Regions from separate parts of the Mus musculus genome. Here region 2 is linked to region 1. The links are chromatin loops, found by intact Hi-C in ENCODE. Cell type or tissue: heart. All regions are shown on one strand. Each heading gives the region's core, and the rest is flanking DNA. Links, peaks and the distances in the headings are about the cores only.

Region 1 (9,979 bases), core at 1,240-9,239:
TAATATGGTAAACATGATAAATTTAAAAACAGAAGATCTTTGCTGTCCATAATACCCTTTCTTTCTCATTATCCCTTCTTCCTCCCTCCCTCCCCTCCCTCCATCCCTCCCTCCCTCCATTCCTCCCCTCCCCTCCCCTCCCCTCCCCTCCCCTCCCTCCCTCCCTCCCTCCCTCCCTCCCTCCCTCCCTCCCTTCCTTCCTTCCTTCCTTCCTTCTCTTGAGATAAGATCTTGCAATGTATTCCAGGCTAAAGTCAAACTCCTATGATTCTTCTAGCCTTTGGCTCTGAGTGCTAAGATCATAGGTACCTACCAACATGCCTAGCTGCCTTCAGTCATTTCTTTTCTCTTCATGTCCTGAACTTTTTTTTTAATTTGAGAAAAGCTGTATAGAGAGTTTTCAACAACCTGTCAAACATGCAAAGCAGCAATTCAAATGTTTTATACAACAAGAAGAAAATAGGTTGGCATTGACACCCCAGGAAAGCTGAAAACTCCATGTACCCATGCCAGGCTGAGGGTCCAGGGTGAGACCCAGGGTATCACATTATTGTCACTGCTTCTGCTCTTCTTTATTAATTGTGTAAAAAAGGATCATAGATCATAGTAAAGGAGTTGTTGGTTTAGAGTCTACCACTGACTGCCAAAAAGTGGTGTGAGTGTATGTGTGTGTGTCTCTGTATGTATGTCTGTGTGTGTCTGTGTGTGTGTCTGTGTGTGTGTGTCTGTGTGTATGTGTGTCTGTCTGTGTGTGTTTGTGTGTGTCTGTGTATGTTTGTGTGTGTCTGTGTGTCTGTCTGTCTATGAGAGTGCTTTTCATGACTGAGTATTTATGTAATTGCCTGTATCATTTAAACTAATTTTATTGAGGCGAATTAGAAAATTCCTTTTGTGTTGGTAACTTGGCTCATTATCAGATGTAGTTCAAAACAAGCTAAAAGCTCAGAGAATCCAAGTTCTGTTTAAGAAATTATTTCATATGTTTTTTTAAATTTCAATGAAAAATTAGGAAACATTGTTTAATGGAACTCTGTCATGTCTAAAAATTGTAAAATAATTTCCAACAAATGACTCATAGTGGCATATTATAATGGGCTGAAATATTTCCAGATGACTCTAAAATGTTGTAAGCATATCTTTATGTGTTTTTTTTTCTCATAAGCTAGTTAGATTGTTGTATTTCATATTTGATTAACTAAGGCTAGAACTTGACCTTTCTAAAAAAAAAAAAGCCAAAATAAATTTTAGTCTTTACATTTCAAAAATAGGTTGAGTTTTCAAGCCAAAGAAAGACTTAATATTGACTTAAAACATTTGCCCATTTGTTTCCATGTAGACTCTCTTAATGTCTCTCCTTATTATCTCCCCAGGTCTGTTTGACACAGGTATCAAGACAGCCTTAACTTGTATGAATTTATTGCTTAAGAAAAACATGACTATTCAGCACGAGGAGAAGGCACACTGCATTAAAAAGTTATGCAATAGATAACTTAGTTTCAAATATAATTACGTCTTATTAATGTTCACATTGGATGATAGGTATAGGCAATGCCTAATTTGTTGCCATGGTTTTTCATTTCTTAAACTCTACACAACTACCTAAGTACAGGAAATTGGACGTAGGTAACATATCTAAGCCGGAAAATGGCAAGGGTTTAAATTATTTTTCTTCTCTTGTTCACACAGGGTGTGTTTGTACTTGATTCTATTTCATTGTTAATAAAGCATTGTTGGAAATACTTTGCTGAGGAGCTTGGTCTCTTGGAACTCTCACACTGAGAGTATGGTCATCTGTGTTTGCAATAAGATATTGGTTTGAAGGACTTTATGGATATTTCTCAGTATTCATCAGAGAATTAGGTTAGGTTGGCTACTATATTAATTCCTTCAAAGCTTCAAAAGTTATTTACATAAAAGTGAAATTTAGAGAGTAAGGATGAGAAGCAACCTGCTTCAGAACAGATACTGACCTTTATCTGACTCCTTAAACACCCGAAACACCTGAAAATAGTGACGCTGATCAATTCTGTCCACCTGCACTGGATAGGAAGATGCTCTATCAGGAGAGGGTAATGCGCTTTTTCATTCACTTCTGTTTCATCCCGTGTTTTTCTTTTCTTTACCTTGTGAATGACAAAGGAGAAAGTAAGAAAAACCAGAAGAGAAAAGTAAAATTAATATTCGTTATGAAAGATTTTTAGGCCGGGCGGTGGTGGTGCATGCCTTTAATCCCAGGACTCGGGAGGAAGAGACAGGCGGATTTCTGAGTTTCAGGACAGCCTGGTCTACAATGTGAGTTCCAGGAGGGCCAGGGCCATACAGAGAAACCCTGTCTCGAAAAACCAAAAAAAAAAAAAAAAAAAAAAAAAAAAAAAAAAAAAAAAAGATTTTAGAAAAATATCTTCCTTAAACTTAAATTCAGCTGGTGTAAAACCCAGAGGGAATCACCTCTGATTCCTTTAAAAGATTCCTTAAACATTATAGGAGGATGGTGCTTCAGCCTTTCAATTACATTATATCCTGTCCATTCTTCCAAGAAAATGTTTCATGAGTGACTTTTAGACAATACACAATGTGGTTATGATGAAAGACCCAGTCCTTGGCTGCAAGGACCTTAGACATGTAACTAGCAATAAAAGACTGAGTTTACAGTTTAAGATGGAGGTGCTCTAGACCAGACAGGGATGAGGAACGTGAGACTTAAGCTGTATTTTTAGGGAGGGCTGGCACTGTCTACGTGAAGGCAGCAAAGCAGAGGTAATTGTAGGCAGAGCTTGATTGAACAGAGATGTGAAAGAAAGTGCATATTACATGAGAGAAAGATGCTCTATCAGGAGAGGGTAATGTGCTTTTTCATTGACTTCTGACTCTGAAACCGTTACCATGGCATTTCCAAGTTACTCCACTGTTGCTGTATGTCACTCATAGTCCTGTAGCTAACAGTTCTTACAAGCTTATTTCTTCCTGTCAGTCATTTCCATTTTGAAACTATTTCTTTTCTTACTTCTGTTTCCACCTTTTGACTTTATTTATAGCCCAAATAGAGATTGTCCCAGGGTGTTGATAGAACTGTTTTTATGGACGCCCTTGAGTCCTTTCATGAGACCTGGTGAAGACAGGTGAGAACTGGAAGTAGTGGGGAGGGGTTCATGGTGAGTTCGATGGTGGAATCTCTCCTGAATGAAATTCTCAACTTTTAGCATATGCTCATCTCCTCAAAGGGGGTATTTATTGTTAAGGTTTATACTATTAAGAGCATGTTAGAAGTCTCTATATTACATGAATAAATGATGTCTTTTCTTTAAAAGCCCACTTAAAAACAATAAAATGCGCATGACAGTCAATGAAAATAATTTTGAGTATAATTTCACCATCAAAAATTGAGGTTTCATGCTATGTGATGTTATAACTGTTCTGTATGCTAAGTCATGATATGGCTGTGAGTGGATGCTCAGGGTATACTTTTTCAGGATAGAGGGCAACACTGGCCTTGCCTTCTTCCTTTTGTCAGGACTAGAAATAAAATCAAGGGCTTTACACACACTAAGCTGGAACTCAGTCACACACCTAGGCTCAAGTTATTATCTTCATATTCTATTTAATATTTAGGGAAGTTACACGTCAACTGTTTTCTACTATTATGGCTCTTTTAAGCCTTAGTTGCTATTCTTGCTTTAAAAAAATCATTTAAAAAAATCTTTTGCTGATGTATGCAAAACCAAGCAAGAGCGCTCCCTTACAACATCCACCTAATACGTCTGCCCTTCTCTCTAAGCACAGAAACTCCCACAGGTCTTCCACTTCACTGTATCATTTTTAGGCATCTCTGGAGCCTGGTTCCCATGGACATATATTATTTATGCAGAAGGAAACTAAGCTGAGCTCTTACCATTGGGCTGAACATCTTCTTTACTTAGCTGTGACCAATGATATCATAGTCAAGTGGTTAAGAGGATGGCCAGCTTAGAGGCCAATGAGGAATACCTTCATCATTTAGAGAAACACAAATCAGAATTTCTCATTTACTTATTGAATTGAAAAATAAGAATTACTTATGTTTACCATGAACTATTTCATGACAAACATATATGTTTACCATGAATGTGTTTTGAAATATACATATATACGTATGTATATGTGTGTATATACATATGTGGGGGTTATAGAATAAGTAAACTGAGCTAAATAATATTTGTATTACACTGTGTATCTTATAAAAGAAAACATAAAACTTAGAAGAAAGAAAACCTCGAAACAATAAGAATGTATGTAGAAAATACAAATATAATCTTACTCAGCTTACAAGAGAAAGTAAAAGTATAATACTCATAATTAAATATCATTTATAACCAGAAGCTTATCTTTCCATTTAAGAATTGGCTAGTATTCTGATTGTTTTAAGTGAGTTTTTAAGGGAGGAGCGCTGTTGTGGCATCTTCACAGGTATGTGTCAGCACACCCGGTGTTCACCTGTCTCCCTCACGACTGCCTCCCCTCATTCCCTGCCAACCATCTCCTAGTTCACCATCTTCCTGCAGTGGCTCTAGCCTTTTGCTTTCTTATCATATGTTTTAATATTAAAAATTAGTCTATTCACTTTCTTGTTGGAATTTGTCTTAAAAACGACATGTTCTTTCTTTGTAGTTCAACTTGGTCTAGAATGTCCAATCGTCATGCCTCGTACTCTTAAGTGCTGGGATTACACATGTTCACTACCATACCTGATTTTTATAGTTTTTATTTTAGCCTCCAAGGTGTACTTTAATTTAAATACTGACAGAAGTCAGATACTATAATAGTATCATTTTCCTGTTGAACACTATCAGTACTCTTTCTCTCACTCTCACTCTCACTCTCGTTCATACGTCTCATTAAGTCTCACAGGCTGTCCTAGAATTCACTATATAAACCAGATTGGCATTGAGCTCACAGAGATTTGCCCACCTCTGACTCCTAAGTGCTGGAATTAAAGAAAAGAGCCACTATGAATGGCTTTTCAATTTGGCTTTTAAAAAGCCAGTCAATTATGCAACCTTTAAAAGAAATTCTTCATTTGAAAATATCAGTAGTCAATTTTTTTTTATAAAAAGAAGACCTAAGCATTACTATAAAGAACATAAAGAACATGAGGAAGGAAGAGAGAGCTGACTGTAGAAAATAATATATCTAGAAATAGAAACATCCGATATTTCTGTTTAGTTTCTTTCTCTGCTTTATCAGTTTTATGGATTTCAAATCAAGCTATACATATTTTGCTCTCCATTTTCTTTTTACAGTAGGAAGTAATCTTTAAGCATGCTTTAGTGGAGAGAATTCTTGATATTTGTGGACTAGTGAGTGTGTGGAAGAAAAACAAGAACCCAGATCTGAATCTGCGGAATGCACACCAGGGGGAAAGCCAGGGGACGAGCCCCAGGGAAGTCAGCTGCAGGAAGATTTTCTAACAGCGGTGGTGGAAGAGAGGGGCTGGGTCATGGACTTCCTGGCTCACAGCCAGCTGGGAAGGAGCCAGAAAGCTGGGAAAGCAATTGAATAAAAAATAATGAAAGTAACACAGCCCAATGGTTTTGGTCATTGGGCTCCTGGCAATGTCATTAGCAAACGGTTTCCTGTGCACATCAAGGGAGAGGGGATGCAAGAAAGGCCTGTCAGGTAATGTAAGGAACCTGGGCTCTAATTCTATGCACATGTACAAGCAAAATTTCCACAGTGTTTTGTAATATCATGCTTAGCCAGAAAACAGAGAGAGTAAGTGAATTATTTTGGCACATGTTTATAATTTTATTTGATGTTTTTGATCATGTCATGAATTTAGCTTCCTTCTCCCCAGGACACTGTATTAGAGACAGGATCTTTATGACAGAGATATGACTATCAAGAATTGGTGTGTTGGTAAACAATTGAACACGGATCCCAAAGTCCCCATCTAATATCATACTTGACATAATAATTATCACTGTAAATTCACGAAGACTCCAATTATCAAATGTATTTTATGGAATGAAACCTGGTTTGTCTAATTCACAGATTCTAAATAGACTGTGGACGAGTCTTAAAATCTGCCTTCAGTTTAATTTCTTTGCTTGATTTTTCCCCCTTGGGGTAAAAAAATAACGGACAGCTGTGGGGAAAGTCACTATATATTCTAAATAGAAGTTTGATAAGGTGTTTCTGGAAATTTCTGGAGTTGGCCTTTTCAACCTTATTTTGAACAATTTAAAACATGTTTCAAGGGGTTGATGCGAAAAGTCTTAGAAAAAAAACAAAACAAACAACAACAACAAAAATTGTTGTCCGGTGTGACTATGGCTGAAATGTTTTAAAGGCACGTGGGGATATTTGGAAGATCAAAATTTTGTCTTCTCACAGGTCAGTTTATGGCGAACTTTACTTTGTTCCTAAAAAGTTTTAAAGAAGTTTATTTTCTTCTTGAAGTTTTGATTACATTTTATTAATTATTAATTTACTTCTTTATTTATTATTTAGTGTGTGTTTATGTGTATGTGTGCACACATATGCATGCAAGTTTCACAAGGCATACACCTGAAGGTCAGAGGACAACTAACTGGATTAAATTCTCTTCTACCAGGTTAGTCACCAGGAAGACTGAAATCGAATAATCAGGTGCGCTGACAGGCGCTTTTTTTTCCCTCTCAAAGAATACATTGTATTTTGGCAAGGGCTATCATATTTAGCGCAGGTTAGCCTTGAACATATTAGTCTCTGGCCTCTGGGTTGCAAGTGCAGGATTTGTTGCTTTGAAATAATTGTGTTAGATGTTGTTGAGATATTTTTTCTCCATAAACTCCCATTTGCCACTGTCACTATTACCCAGCGACTGTCACTATTACCCAGCGACTGTCACTCTTACCCAGTTTGATGATGTCCGGGTTCCCTGAATTTGTCCTTGTGTATGACTGGTATCGTGTCTTAATGTGTGTTTGCACACGGCTTCCTGTGAGCATGGCATTTACTCGATGAAGGCTTTCTGTCCATGTTCTTGCAACACTTGCAGAAAGGGTTTTGTTAAATGATTTAATCTGTAGATAACAAGATCCTAATTTATTTTGGTTTATTTGTTTTGCAGCACTGAAGATGGAAGCAAGAGTCTTACAGAAGATAGGTACCCTACTACTGAGCTTCATTCTCTGCCCTAAAAAAAAGGTTCTTATTTAAAAAAAAAATTGAATCTTAAAGTGTGTGTTGGATTAATTCCAGTGCATTTAAAACATTAGAGTCTCAAGAGGTGAGGATAAAACCACATTATTTTTAATCAAACATATATGCAATTTAGCATTTATTTAAAAACACAATAGTTGCTAGTACCAAACAGTGTGAATATATTTTCAGCAATTAAGAGCTACCAGCTGAAAACCATCATTTGGTACTGTATTCTTAGAATATTGGTTTCGGAGAAAACTTAAAAATGCAGGAAATATTATAGATCTCATTTGATCCTGTAGACAATAATAAACAGAAGTTTCACTCTCCCTTGGAGCCTATCTATTAAGAATTGGTCATCTAGAGCTCCTGCAATGGGATACCTGATTTGGGCACCTGTGGGTATATGAACCCTTCAGAGGAGAGTTGAAGGTGGAGCTCATCTGTTATGTGGGTAGTTAGTTTTATGTCAACTTAATACATGGCAATACATGGTAGAGTCATTTTAGAAGAGGGGACCTCAGCTGAGAAAATGCCTTCACCAGCTTGGCCTGTGAGCAAGCCTGTGGTGGTATTTCTTGCTTGATGATTCTTGTGGTAGGACCAGGGGCACTGTGTGTGGAGCTATCCTAGGGCTTGTGGTCCTGGGTTCTATAAGAAAGCAGGCTGAGAAAGCCATGGAGAGAAAACTAGTAAGCAGCATCCCTCCATGGCATCTACATCAGCTCTTGCCTCTAGGTCCCTGACCTGTTTGAATTGCTGTTCAGACTTCCTTCAATGACAGGCTGTTACCCGAAAACATAAGTGAAATAAACCTTTCCCTCCTTAAGTTACTCTTGGTTATGTTGATTAATCACAGCAATAGGAATCCTAGTTAAAAACAATTGTTAACTAAGCCTTTTGAGACACTTATAGGCATTTACTTCCAAAGAAGATAATGTAAACAATTGATAGACAAGATCAGCTTTATTTTGTTTAGTTTCTTTATTATTCTGTAGCTATTAGATTCCCAATAAGTGTAAAATGCAGGCTGTATGAATTTTATTTGGCTAAGCAGTGTTATAGAATTTAAATGAACAGATTGTTCTTCATTCTTTTGTAAGTTTTAAAACTAATAAATATTTTACTGGAGCATAGATGAGCTATTTGTTATTACTCTTAATGTTTATGATAATAAAACGAATTAAACTGGACAGGTATATAGGTGTCCATTCTAATTCTGCTCACCTAAATAATTCACATGATAAGGAAGCTTTGCATATTATCTGAATTTTACTTGCTAGTTTAAATACAATTTCTTTCAGCCAGAATATTTGTGGAAAATCCTACTGGATAAAGCTGGATCATGAGACTTCTTTTAGAGCTTTTAGAGAAGGCTGTTTATATCATATATATATATATATATATATATATATTTATATATATATGCTTTTCATACATCATAGAAATTTTTTTTTAAATTATCAAAATATATATAAAAATGTATAGTTGGACACAAATTTGTAAAATCATCCTTGCTGCGATGGATGATTACTAACAGGATTCTAATTCATCATTTGGGGTTAATTAAGGAGTTGATTATGGTGTTGCTAGGGTAGATTATGAAGTGAGATTGTTATGATTTTTGTTATAGTTTCTTTTTATGTTGTTCTTGCTTTTCTCTTCAGCACTGCCAAATGCCAATGTAGTGATTTACCAGGCAATACTGATTCAGGTATGCTGTTAAGTGACACACAGAGAAAATGTAACCAAGTGTGTGACCTCAAGAAAGGCCAGGTACGAAAGACCAACCTTGGCATGGAGAGCAGTTCTGAGAGAAAGCATGTTTGGAAGTGTCTAAAAGAATGACTCAAATCAAGAAAGTCAAGTTGTAGATCTAAGATTTTTCAGTCTGCTTCTATGTTCTGCTTTTTTTGTGGAGATTTGTCTGTCTTTATTCTGCTTGCTTGCTATTCTAAGAGATCTCTCTGTCCAAGTCTTATGCGCATGCAGGTGTGTGTGTGTGTGTGTGTGTGTGTGTGTGTGTGTGTGTGTGTGTGTGTGTGTGTTTCAGTTCTGGATAGCTCGGTCCAGTGTTCTATTTTACATATCAATAGAGTCATTTACTCCAGGTTCCCTTTTGACCATCTTATGAATCAGCATCTCACCAACTCAGCCCTTTGATTCTTAGAAGACAACAACCTCACATTTTTCTTACTATTGCAAAAGAATTCAGAGAACTGCTTACCTTTGTTAAGTACAGAAGATAAACTAAGTTGGTGGGACCATGCCCTGAAATTACCATTTCTACCACACCTGGGCCTCGACTTGCTGCATCCCAGGTTGAACTTGCCTGCATTCATATCTTTCTGACAAGCTGGCTCATAAGTGTAGCTCCTTTAGATTCATGTAGCCCCTCATATAATAATTTTTATTGCATCTCTATGTTTTGCATAGTTGAGAATATGTATTTATAAATATACATATTGTTGGCATCAGGACTTCCCAAACCTATGACATCACATAGGCTACAGCCCGACCTACAGACCTGTTGTCAAACAATGGCCACCATAGGGCTCACCTCCTACCTTTTAAGTCATTTTTCCATACAAATAAAGGGAATGCCCCTCCCTCTCTCTCATCCCTTCTTCTCTTTCTGCCACTACCTTCTCTCTCTCTCTCTCTCTCTCTCTCTCTCTCTCTCCTCTCTCTCTCTCTAAATATATATATCTCACACACACACACATACACACATACACACCTCTTCCACATGGAACTGTATTGTCCTAGTGGGCTGTTGAGATGCAACCTGCGATTCTAACACATCATATATATGTAT
Region 2 (9,979 bases), core at 1,082-9,081, 48 kb after region 1:
GAGCCACAAGGCTGTGCTTCTAGATAAATGGATAAGAAAATATCAAATTCTGTGCTACCATTTTCATTATTGCTCATTAGAGAGACCCAAGTTGATAAAATGTATTCTAGCTGTTTTTAAGGAAACCAGGGCATCTTGTGGCCATCAGAATTTATAGAGCCCTGCCCAATAGCTTCAACTGGATTAGATTTTAACCCGGCAAACAGTCTTATCTCTTAAGAGCTAGGACCAGAAATTAAATTATAAATTGATATTATCAATAGTAGAAATGTTATCTTGAGCCCTGGAGGCCAGGGGCTGATTGAATCACATTCATCACAGATGGCTTTGTGGGTGATGGCTGTGTTTGGGTGTGCGGCTATGTTTAAATGCTGCAACTAGTAGGCTGCTTAGCTGAGCTAGTTAGCACACAGGGCTGATCAGAGCTGCAGCACAGTCTCCTGCATTCTACAGTCCAGTCAGCACTTTGTTTAGCAACAGCCATTCAGAGCCTAAGTTGATGTGGCACATCACACCAATGATCCCAGTAATAGAGCTAATTGTAGTTATGGAAAAATTAATTTTATGCACCTATAATGATACAAACTGGCAAAATAGAGTGGATGACCCTTGCAGTATACATGTGAGTTTCTTTTGAGAAAAATTGTCATACTCAATTCTGTGCTACCATTTTTATTATTGCTCATTAGAGAGGCCCAAGTTTATAAAATGTATTCTAGCTATTTTTTAGAAAACCATGGCATATTGTGGACATCAGGATTTATAGAACCCTGCTCAGTAGCTTTGCAGAAATTTCTATGTTTTGTCCAATTTGACCTGTAACTGCTGACACTCATGAGCTCAGCGTAGAATGATTGTTTACTAAACAGCAACCATATACAGGAAATTCATTGGTATTAGCGAGACGACCATCATGAAAGTTGAATGCCCAACAATGAATGACAATTCTGGTGCTCTTCTTATATTTAAAGGGCGTTAAATATAAAGTATGCAAAATGATGCAGGAACAAAGTGCTATCCAGAGACAAGTCCACAAAATACGATGATCCAAAGGAATTCATGAAGCAATGGAAATGAACCAGTGAGAATTGTGTGGCCTTGCAGAGTGGAGACAGCACAGGAGGCAGTGGTCGAGAGGAGGCAGATAAGCCAAGTGTGCAGCCCAGGAATGAAGAAGAATGAGGGCAAGATCTCCACAGCAAGGCTGTAAACCTGATGGCAATTCTTTCTCCACTATGACCATTCTTACTATTATGTTTCCATGTTTATAAACTTGTAAAAATTTCTCTTGTTCCTTGGGAGCCTAGATACACAGAAGTTTCTAAATTCTCTTACTTATTTCTATGTTCTTACAATAAATATCCATCACTGGAGATTAACTAAGGGTGGCCTTGTGCAATAATGTCCAAACATTTTCTTTAATGAAATTATTTTATTGCCTTAGGAACTGGTGGTTATATCTGAGATTCTCATCTTATTTCATAGTTGTAACATTGCTACCACATGATTTTTTTTATCACTCTACCTTTCTTCTTTTTTATTAGATATTTTCTTTATTTACATTTCAAATGCTATCCCAGAAGTTCCCTATACCCTCCCCCCACCCTGCTCCCCAACCCACCCACTCCCACTTCTTGGCCCTGGCATTCCCCTGTACTGGGGCATATAAAGTTTGCAAGACCTAGGGGCCTCTCTTCCCATCTTGTGTCCCTCTACCTTTCTTTAGTGCAAAGTTATTGGAATCAATCCATGGTCCTAAAGTTTATCAAAAATTTTCCCACTGTATGTATTATGAAAGCTGAATCTCATTTCTGTATAGCCACATATTCATTAGTTATAATGCAACTCAATTAACATAAACATGGCTTCAAATGTAGAAAACTATTTTGCATATCATTTGCTTATATAGCTTGATTGTGTATGTGTAGACTGATGAATATTTAGCACTAATTATTCAAAAATGATTGGGACATATTAAAGAAAATACGTTGAAAAACCATTATTCTCCATCATCATGAGATGAAAAGAAGATAAAGGATAACTTTAGATTTTTAAAATCTAAGTGAGTTTCTTTTTAGGGGATAAATAAAAAATTATTACTAGGATGATGTGAATATGAAACTATTTCTCTGGTGTTTCAATTCAAAACTCAAGGAGTACATTTCTTAGGACAAGCTGTGGAAGCAGCTTTGCAGTGTCAAAATGACCAGTTAGCATGAGAAATGCTGTTGGCACCACCAATGTGGCCAGTCACAGTGGAGAGCAGAGAGACATACATAGTGACCACGTCAGTTTGCATTGGAAAAGTACCATGAAACAATAAAGGTAGCAGTGTCAAAAGCCTGAAAAGAGAGCTGACCACTATTTAAGAACACTGAGGCTACAGAAAAGATAGAGTCAACACCTGGCCACACATTTGCACTTCAAATCCATGCACTGCCTCTACTGTGGAGAATTGTACCAGTTGCAGTAGATAGGGGGTCTGAGTAAGGCTTACTGTGATAGGTGGCAGGAGATAGGTGGGAAGTATGAACATGAAGAGGTACAGCACAATATCTGTCCCTAAAACCTTATGATGAATTCTCTACTTATCCTGAGGAGAGGGAAGAGATCACAAAAAAACTGTACTGCAACAGGACTTTTTCTGAGGAGAGGCAACACACCTGTCTCCACACCCCAGGTAGGGAGCACACAACAGACCAAAGTACAGATATCAGCTAAGTCCAATTTTGTAAACCCATGAGTTTTATTGGAATTACAGGAATTTGGGTGAGGGGTTACTTGTAGGAGCAGAAATGATGCCAAGACAGGTTATCATTGAAGCCCAGCCCAGTATGGGTGACAGCTCACAAAGGTAGAAGCCTGTAACATACGCTCCTGCCTGCAGGCAGCTCAGCAAGTTGGAGACCCTCCCTTCCAGGTGGCTCAGTTGGTCTATACCTATTCAAGACAGCTTCAGATGGCCTCTGCTTCTTCCAGGCAGCTGGTCTGATTTCAAGATTCTTCTTTGAAGTTTGGTTCTCCTGAGAGTGACTCTCCAGAGTCTTTACTGTTTACTCTTAGAAAGGCTTAGTGAATCTGATCAGTTTCAGGGACTTCCAGAAGCTATTTTGAGTAGTTTAGTTTCTGTTTTAAAGAGCTTCTCTGCAGTATGAAATGCTTCAACCAGGGGAGTGAGTGATGACTACACAACAGGAACAAATAAAACATTAACAGAAAATGTTGCTAGACTGACAGGATCTCCTTCCTTCCTTCCTTCCTTCCTTCCTTCCTTCCTTCCTTCCTTCCTTCCTTCCTTCCTTCCTTCCTTCCTTTCTTCCTTCCTTCCTTCCTCCCTCCCTCCCATCCTCTCATCCTTCCTCCCTTTTTCCTCCATCTCCTTTGTTCCCTCTTTTTGTTTCTTTGTTTGTTTGTTTCTTTCCTCTTCTTTCTTTCTTTCTTTCTTTCTTTCTTTCTTTCTTTCTTTCTTTCTTTCTTTCTTTCTTTCTTTCTTTCGTTATTTTGTTCTTCCCTTCCTGTCATTGTTTCCTACCATTCTTTCCGTATACTTAGAACATAGAAAAATGCCTTTTATTTTGAACTAATTTAGAGCTCTAAAAACATTTTAAAGTACTTATAGTGTTCATGTCTGGTCCCCTGATACATGTATGTAGTCAAATTCCTACTTATTCAAGCCAGCAATTTGGCACATTACTTTTTGTGACAATCCAGTAAAATTATCCACAGACAACTAAGTTCTCATTTGTCCCCTAGAATCTTTCTCAAGGTTGTGGGTATCACAAAAAAAAATCTTCACATTTCTTTCAGTGTATGACTCTTAGATGCTATTCTGATGGCTTGTGAGAATCTTTCTATATGTATTTCATATTGAGAGGTGTTTATTACCTAGCTAATTTAGGAATACGAATAGTACTGAAAATTTGTCCCCTTGCAAAATATTAAGATGGTTAGATTGGAGCCTTCCCAATAATTCTTACTGAAAGATGAGTGGTTTCTGTCCATTTAATTTTTTTCTGAATGTATTATATGCGTGCATAGGTGTAGGCATGCTTACATGTTTATCTTCTGAGGTCACTTCTCCTATTGAATCTGGACTTTGACAACTATGGCTTATCTAAATAGGTAGCTTGTCTTGGGGGAACCCTGTCTCTAACAGCTGAGTGCTATGATTACAGGTAGAACACCGTATCTAACTGTCTTATGTGGGTTCTCAGGATCTACATTTTGGTTCTCAACTTGTAAAGCAAGCGTTTTATCCACCGAGGCCCCTCCCCAGCGGGACTTTGGATGTGTTCTTACTAGAACTGTTTTACCTTGATGAGCTGGCTATGGCAGCAGCTGCCCTGGTCCTCAAGTATAAAGTTCTAATTTTCTCCAAGGAGTTAGTGAGACCTGTGGGAAAATGTTAGCTCTGTGAATTATCCCATTCATTTTTACACTTTTGCCATCAAATTTGAATATCTGAACATGATTCTTCCCAGAAATAATGATTACAAACTCTAGCATGTAACGATAGGTTTTTTTTTTTTTAAAGAAAATGCATTTTCCTCTATTCTATTTTATTACTTAGCATTCTAATGCAAGGAAGAGTTATGTGTTATTTGCCACTCATTGATTTCTATGGATTTTCTTTTATATTCAATTCCCACTTGCCAACCTATACATATTTTCCTGTGACCAAAGGCTCTATCACCATTTTGTTCACTGATGTTGCCAATGGTTGGTAATGAACATGAGTTTATTGGTCCTCTACGTGTTCTTCATAGCTTCTTTTGCCTTGGTTTGGGCCTCCATGACTGACTTGCTCCAATGCTGTAGACATATGTTATTTAACTTGATAGTCCATTAATATCTTTCATTTACCCTCTTGGCCCTGGTTTTCAGTGATGCATTCTGGACAGTCATTGTTCTCATAATATCCTGATTGTAACATAACTTCTTACTTTTAGGACAGCGATTCTATTTAAGTCAGGGTCAAAAGAGTACTGTTCAATGTTGGGCGTTTTGTCTGCCAACTTCAGTACTTTTCTCTTTCAGTAATGGTTTTCCTTATGTTGAGACCTCTTCATTGTTGAGACCACTTCATGAAGTGGCTTTCTTCATTTTCTGTTACATTTACAGCCCAATTCATTAATATCTCTTTAAATGTATACATTTGCTGATATCATGTGAATGCATATATTTTATATAGTTTAGCCTGAATCATTTTTCACAGCTTAGAGAATGAAAGCCAAATTCACAAATATACTTCAATACAAAAAGTCTGGAAAGTTTTCCTTTCTTTTCTTTTCTTTTCTTTTCTTTTCTTTTCTTTTCTTTTCTTTTCTTTTTCTTTTTCTTTTTTTAAAAGACTTCAGTAAAGAAACACCAAGTCTTTTGTTGATGAGAACTGAATTGTAAAGAGGTAGTTGATGGCATGTCCTAGCAGATGTTAATGGGTTTCTCAGTGACAAGAACACTTCAGACATTAGATATGACATATTTCAAAACTGTGTATTGAAGGTCAATAGACCTTCTATCCAAAAACTGTCTTGCTCTCCATCCTTAATTTGCGCCTAGGCTTGCTTTCTGTTCTCCACCACTCAGTTCCCATGTCCCTTTGTGTGCCTCATCAAATTGGCTGAACTCTTTCTCATCTTTAGAAGCTGGCTAAAAGCCTGCTTCAGCTGTTGGTCTCTGTCCAGCTGGCAAATCCATCCTGCTTCTAAGGCTCTCATATTGCTTCGGTTGTGCCCTAGCTTCTCTTCTGAGAGTGGAACAGAATATTCAAGTTGGTAGGCTCACCTATTCTCGCATTATTCGAATTGGAAGAAAAGGGGAAAAAAGGTGATGATGATGAGGAGAAGAAGGCTGGTGATATTGATGAAAATGATATATGATGATGATGGTGATGATGATGAGGAGAAGAATTTTTTTTTTAGACAAGGTCTTGGTATGAATCCCTGGCCAGTTGGTACTCATATAGCTCAGGGTGGTCTCAAATTCAAAGTAATTCTTCTGGCTCAGCTTCTTGAGTTCTGGAATTAAAGCAATCAACACAATCTTGAAAATAACAGAATACAGAAAACTGTGATCACAGTATGTGCATTGTTTTAATCTCCCATAATAGCTTCTCAAGGGTACAAAGGGTCTCACATTTTTTTTTTTTTTTTTTTTTTTTTTGTGGACCATACCCTTTGGTGTGAGGGCTAGAATTTACATTCCTCTTTTACAAGTTAAAAACTCAGCCTTCCCTTATCTGAAATTTTAATTTCTACAATGATAGTCACTATGGTTAGTTGTGACCCAATAATATTAAATGGAAAATTCCAGAAACAAACAGTCAGTTTTAAATTGTATACTTTTCTGTTCTTTTCTGTTACCCACAATGTAGCCTTCAAGGACTGAGCTCCAATCATCACGATTGGCAGCAAGCATTATTACTCAATTGATCCATTTTGCTAGCCCCATGTGCTATTAGGAATAGCACAATTAAATGTTTTACTATCCCACAGCACTTCTTCCTGGACACACATCATACATTTGCATAGTGCATAGATGCTGTATATTCTACCTGACTGTTAGTCCCTGAGCTGTCATATCAGTCATCAGATCTTTCATTCTGATTGGCCTTCTATTCTGGGCACGCTATTTCACTTACTAATGTCCTCAAAGTCTGTGTAGTGATGCTGGCAGTTCAGACATGTCAAAGCTAAGCTGTTCAGTGCTCTCTCAGAGTGAAGACATGAAAGGTGCCAACTTGGCAAGGCAAGAAAAGCAGGCATAGTTGAAAAGCAGTGAAAGTAGGTAAGATTTATAGTAAGATCTTTTTAATACAATTTGGAAGAAAAAGATACTCATAACACATTTTTATCATACCTCAAACAAAAGAAGTTAATAAGGTGCAATGTATTGTAAAGTCTTGATAAAGATGGAAAAGGCATGATATTATAGGATTTGGTATTAGCTATGGTTACAAGCACACACTGGAGTCTGGGATGTATCTATCCAGGTAAGAGTAGACTGCTGGTCTTCATGGTACACAAGAAGGACTACCATATGATAATGATGGCATGTCAATATTTTAGTATCTGACAGGTTTATGAGATTCAAGAGTAAAAGGCAAATTTCATAAAGGCTTTATCTGTAAGGCAGTATGTGAATCATTGTAGTTTATATCCACTAGGGTTCTACAAGCAACTAGATAAAAATGAATGACATAATTTTATAACTCAATACTGAAAGAAAGAGCTGTATTCACACCAGACTCCAGTTGTGTTTCAAAGGTCAGTGAAGCAGACCAGGCCCACATGGGGTCAAGGCAGAAAAATGATTATTGTAATATTTATGTATTAGATATCTTAATGTTTTATTGTGGAGATCTCTGTGACAAAGTAAAATGCTCTATTTTGTCCAGCTCCTTTATGAAGGAGAATACATTCTCTCCCTCTAAGAAGACTCTCTTAGTTAGGGTTTTACTGCTGTGAACAGTCACAATGACCAATACAACTTTATAAAAGACAACCTTTAATCCTGGCTGGCTTACAAGTTCAGAGGTTCAGACCACTATCACCAAGGCAGTCGAGTTAGGAATGATATGGGAAGAGATGAGAATTCTACATCTTGTTCCAAAGGTCAACAGGTGAAGACTAACTTCCAGGCAGCTAGGAAGAAGGTTTTAAAGCCCATGCCCACAGAGACACACTTCCTCCACCAAGGCCACAGCTCCTAATAGTGACAGTCTCTGGGCCAAACATATTCAAACCACCACAAGGACCATTTGTTGTTGCCACACAGTCATTCCTGGAGCTGATGTGGTCAACACTATTCAGAAGTAGGGCAAATGATGGTGATATCTCAATTTATGAGTATCTTAATTGCCACTTTGTTCTCTTTGGGAGCTAATGTTATGTTTTCCCTTCCTCCTTGGATTTTACATAGGGTCTCCCCACAACATTTAGATAACTATGTATTTCAGCTCATTCAGATGAGAGTGGGCTTTATGTCTCTGGTTAATTTAGAGAAAATAAGCCCACGATTTTAATAATAGATTTTTTAGTAGTAACTAAAATTAAGTGATCAGCATGGCAATGAGCAAATGAGTTACATCCTAGCATAAATCCCTCTGTTGTTTGTATATTGAATCACTCGGTGTCTAGATATTCTCTTGGGTTTCCTTTCATATTCTGCATACGTATACTCCATTATCCCACACAATTTGGGGGTAATGCAGATACTGTTACTTGAATATCAGTAACACAAAATATCTTGCAATGGTATATAGAAAGTCTCTTTGAAAATCTACTTCATAAAAACCATAAGAAAACTGTAATGGTGATCAAAATCATACCTTTTTATGAGCTCGAGACATTAGGTAAAAACCAAGAAAGTAATAAACCCATTCACGAAAAACATCATCTGCAAGCAAGTACAGAGAGTGTTTGGGTATCTTGATTCACTTCACTCTTATGCCCACTCTCATGCCCTCTCCCTAGGTCTGTGGTAATCTGGGAAAGCCCACAGCCTTGCAATGCTTTTCCACTGTGCAAAGCTGCAGATTAGAAAGCTCTGGCAATGTTGTTTGGGTTTGGAGCTCTTCCCAGGCTGCACTTCCACATAATCTTTATTTGACTCAAGTCCAAATTCACTTACTGTTCAACAGCTTTGTCTCAGACACAATTGCTGAAAGCAATCAGTGGTCATTGTTTGTTGTTGTAGATACCTGTGACCAATACAATATTGGGAGCAAGCAAAGGGTAGATTAAAAAAAACTGACAAATGACAGATGAGTGTAAGATGTCCATAGGAGACTTAAATGCTCTGATAGAGTCCTGAGAAACTAGAAAGCTAGTCACACACCAGATCTGAGAGTAACTATCTTTCACCTTTGGCTAACCTTGAGCTTCCCAGCAGGAGCAGGAATGAAGGTTACAGTGGTATTGGGAGCTATCCAAGCTTTAACTGTGTGCCCCAAGGCTCACACAAAGACCACCCAGCAAAGCTGAAGAAACTAACTAAAGACATTAAAAAATATCTCTGTCTAAATTATTAGCTAACAACTGAGATGATGAGTCTTCAGTGGCCAAATATGAATAGATTTTATAGATTTAGCTGAGGAAGTCACTAAACAAAATAACACAGCAATAATAATAACAATAAGTAAGAAATACCAAACCATAAAGACAAAAGAATTGACTTTGGGATTTCTCTCATTTAATTGCTTAACATGTCTGTCTGTCTACCTATCTTTCTTTCTTTCTTTCTTTCTTTCTTTCTTTCTTTCTTTCTTTCTTTCTTTCTTTCTTTCTTTCTTTCTTTCTTTCTTTTTCTCTTTCTTTCTCTCTCTCTTCCTTTCTTTCTTCCTTCCTTCCTTTCTTTCTTTCTTTCTTTCTTTCTTTCTTTCTTTCTTTCTTTCAAACAGGTAGCCCTGCCTGTCCTGGAACTTACTCTGTAGACCAGGCTGGCCTCGAACTCAGAAATCCACCTGCCTCTGCCTCTCAAGTGCTGGGATTAAAGGTGTGAGCCTCCACTGCTCTGCTACATGTCTATCTTTCAATAGAAAATCATGAGACATGTAAAACAAAGCACACACACACACACACACACACACACACACACACACACACACACAGGGGGAGAGAGAGAGAGAGAGAGAGAGAGAGAGAGAGAATATGACCCAGAAAGTGGTTAATATAAACAGTGTTACAGATGCTTGGTGTACTAAGCAAATATTCCATACTGGTTATTATAATTAAATAAATAATGACAATAAAGAAATATGAACTGAAAACAAAATCTCATAGGCTTTCTTAAGTGGAAATGTATTGAATTTTTTCTTTCTTTTCTATTTTTTAGTGCATGCAAATTGGTAGCAGGGATGAACAGGTGGGGCACAGGTATTATTAGGGCATTATAACTATCCTCTGAGATATTGCAGTGGAGCATACATGCACATTTCTACTTGTGTGTATTCTAAAGTAGCCTTGAAAGATGAGAACAA

What was found. A loop is a pair of places that touch in the nucleus more often than their neighbours do. Peaks named below come from ENCODE experiments on the same cell type or tissue, not always from the same donor. Only the 100,000 strongest peaks of a DNase experiment are listed, where the experiment ranks them.
Region 2: it touches region 1 in a loop (2.5-fold over the local background); 2 of 42 quality-filtered maps call a loop at or near these places.

Annotation. Positions count from the first base shown.
Region 1 is chr14:100,553,055-100,563,033 of GRCm38, forward strand. No RefSeq gene overlaps it. Among named protein-coding and RNA genes, the nearest start is that of Gm26367, 140 kb to the left of the region's middle. In heart, for the core only: a CTCF peak has its summit at 5,394; a DNase peak (open chromatin) is centred at 5,517.
Region 2 is chr14:100,601,663-100,611,641 of GRCm38, forward strand. No RefSeq gene overlaps it. Among named protein-coding and RNA genes, the nearest start is that of Gm46483, 130 kb to the right of the region's middle. In heart, for the core only: no CTCF peak of the experiment used is centred there; a DNase peak (open chromatin) is centred at 5,669.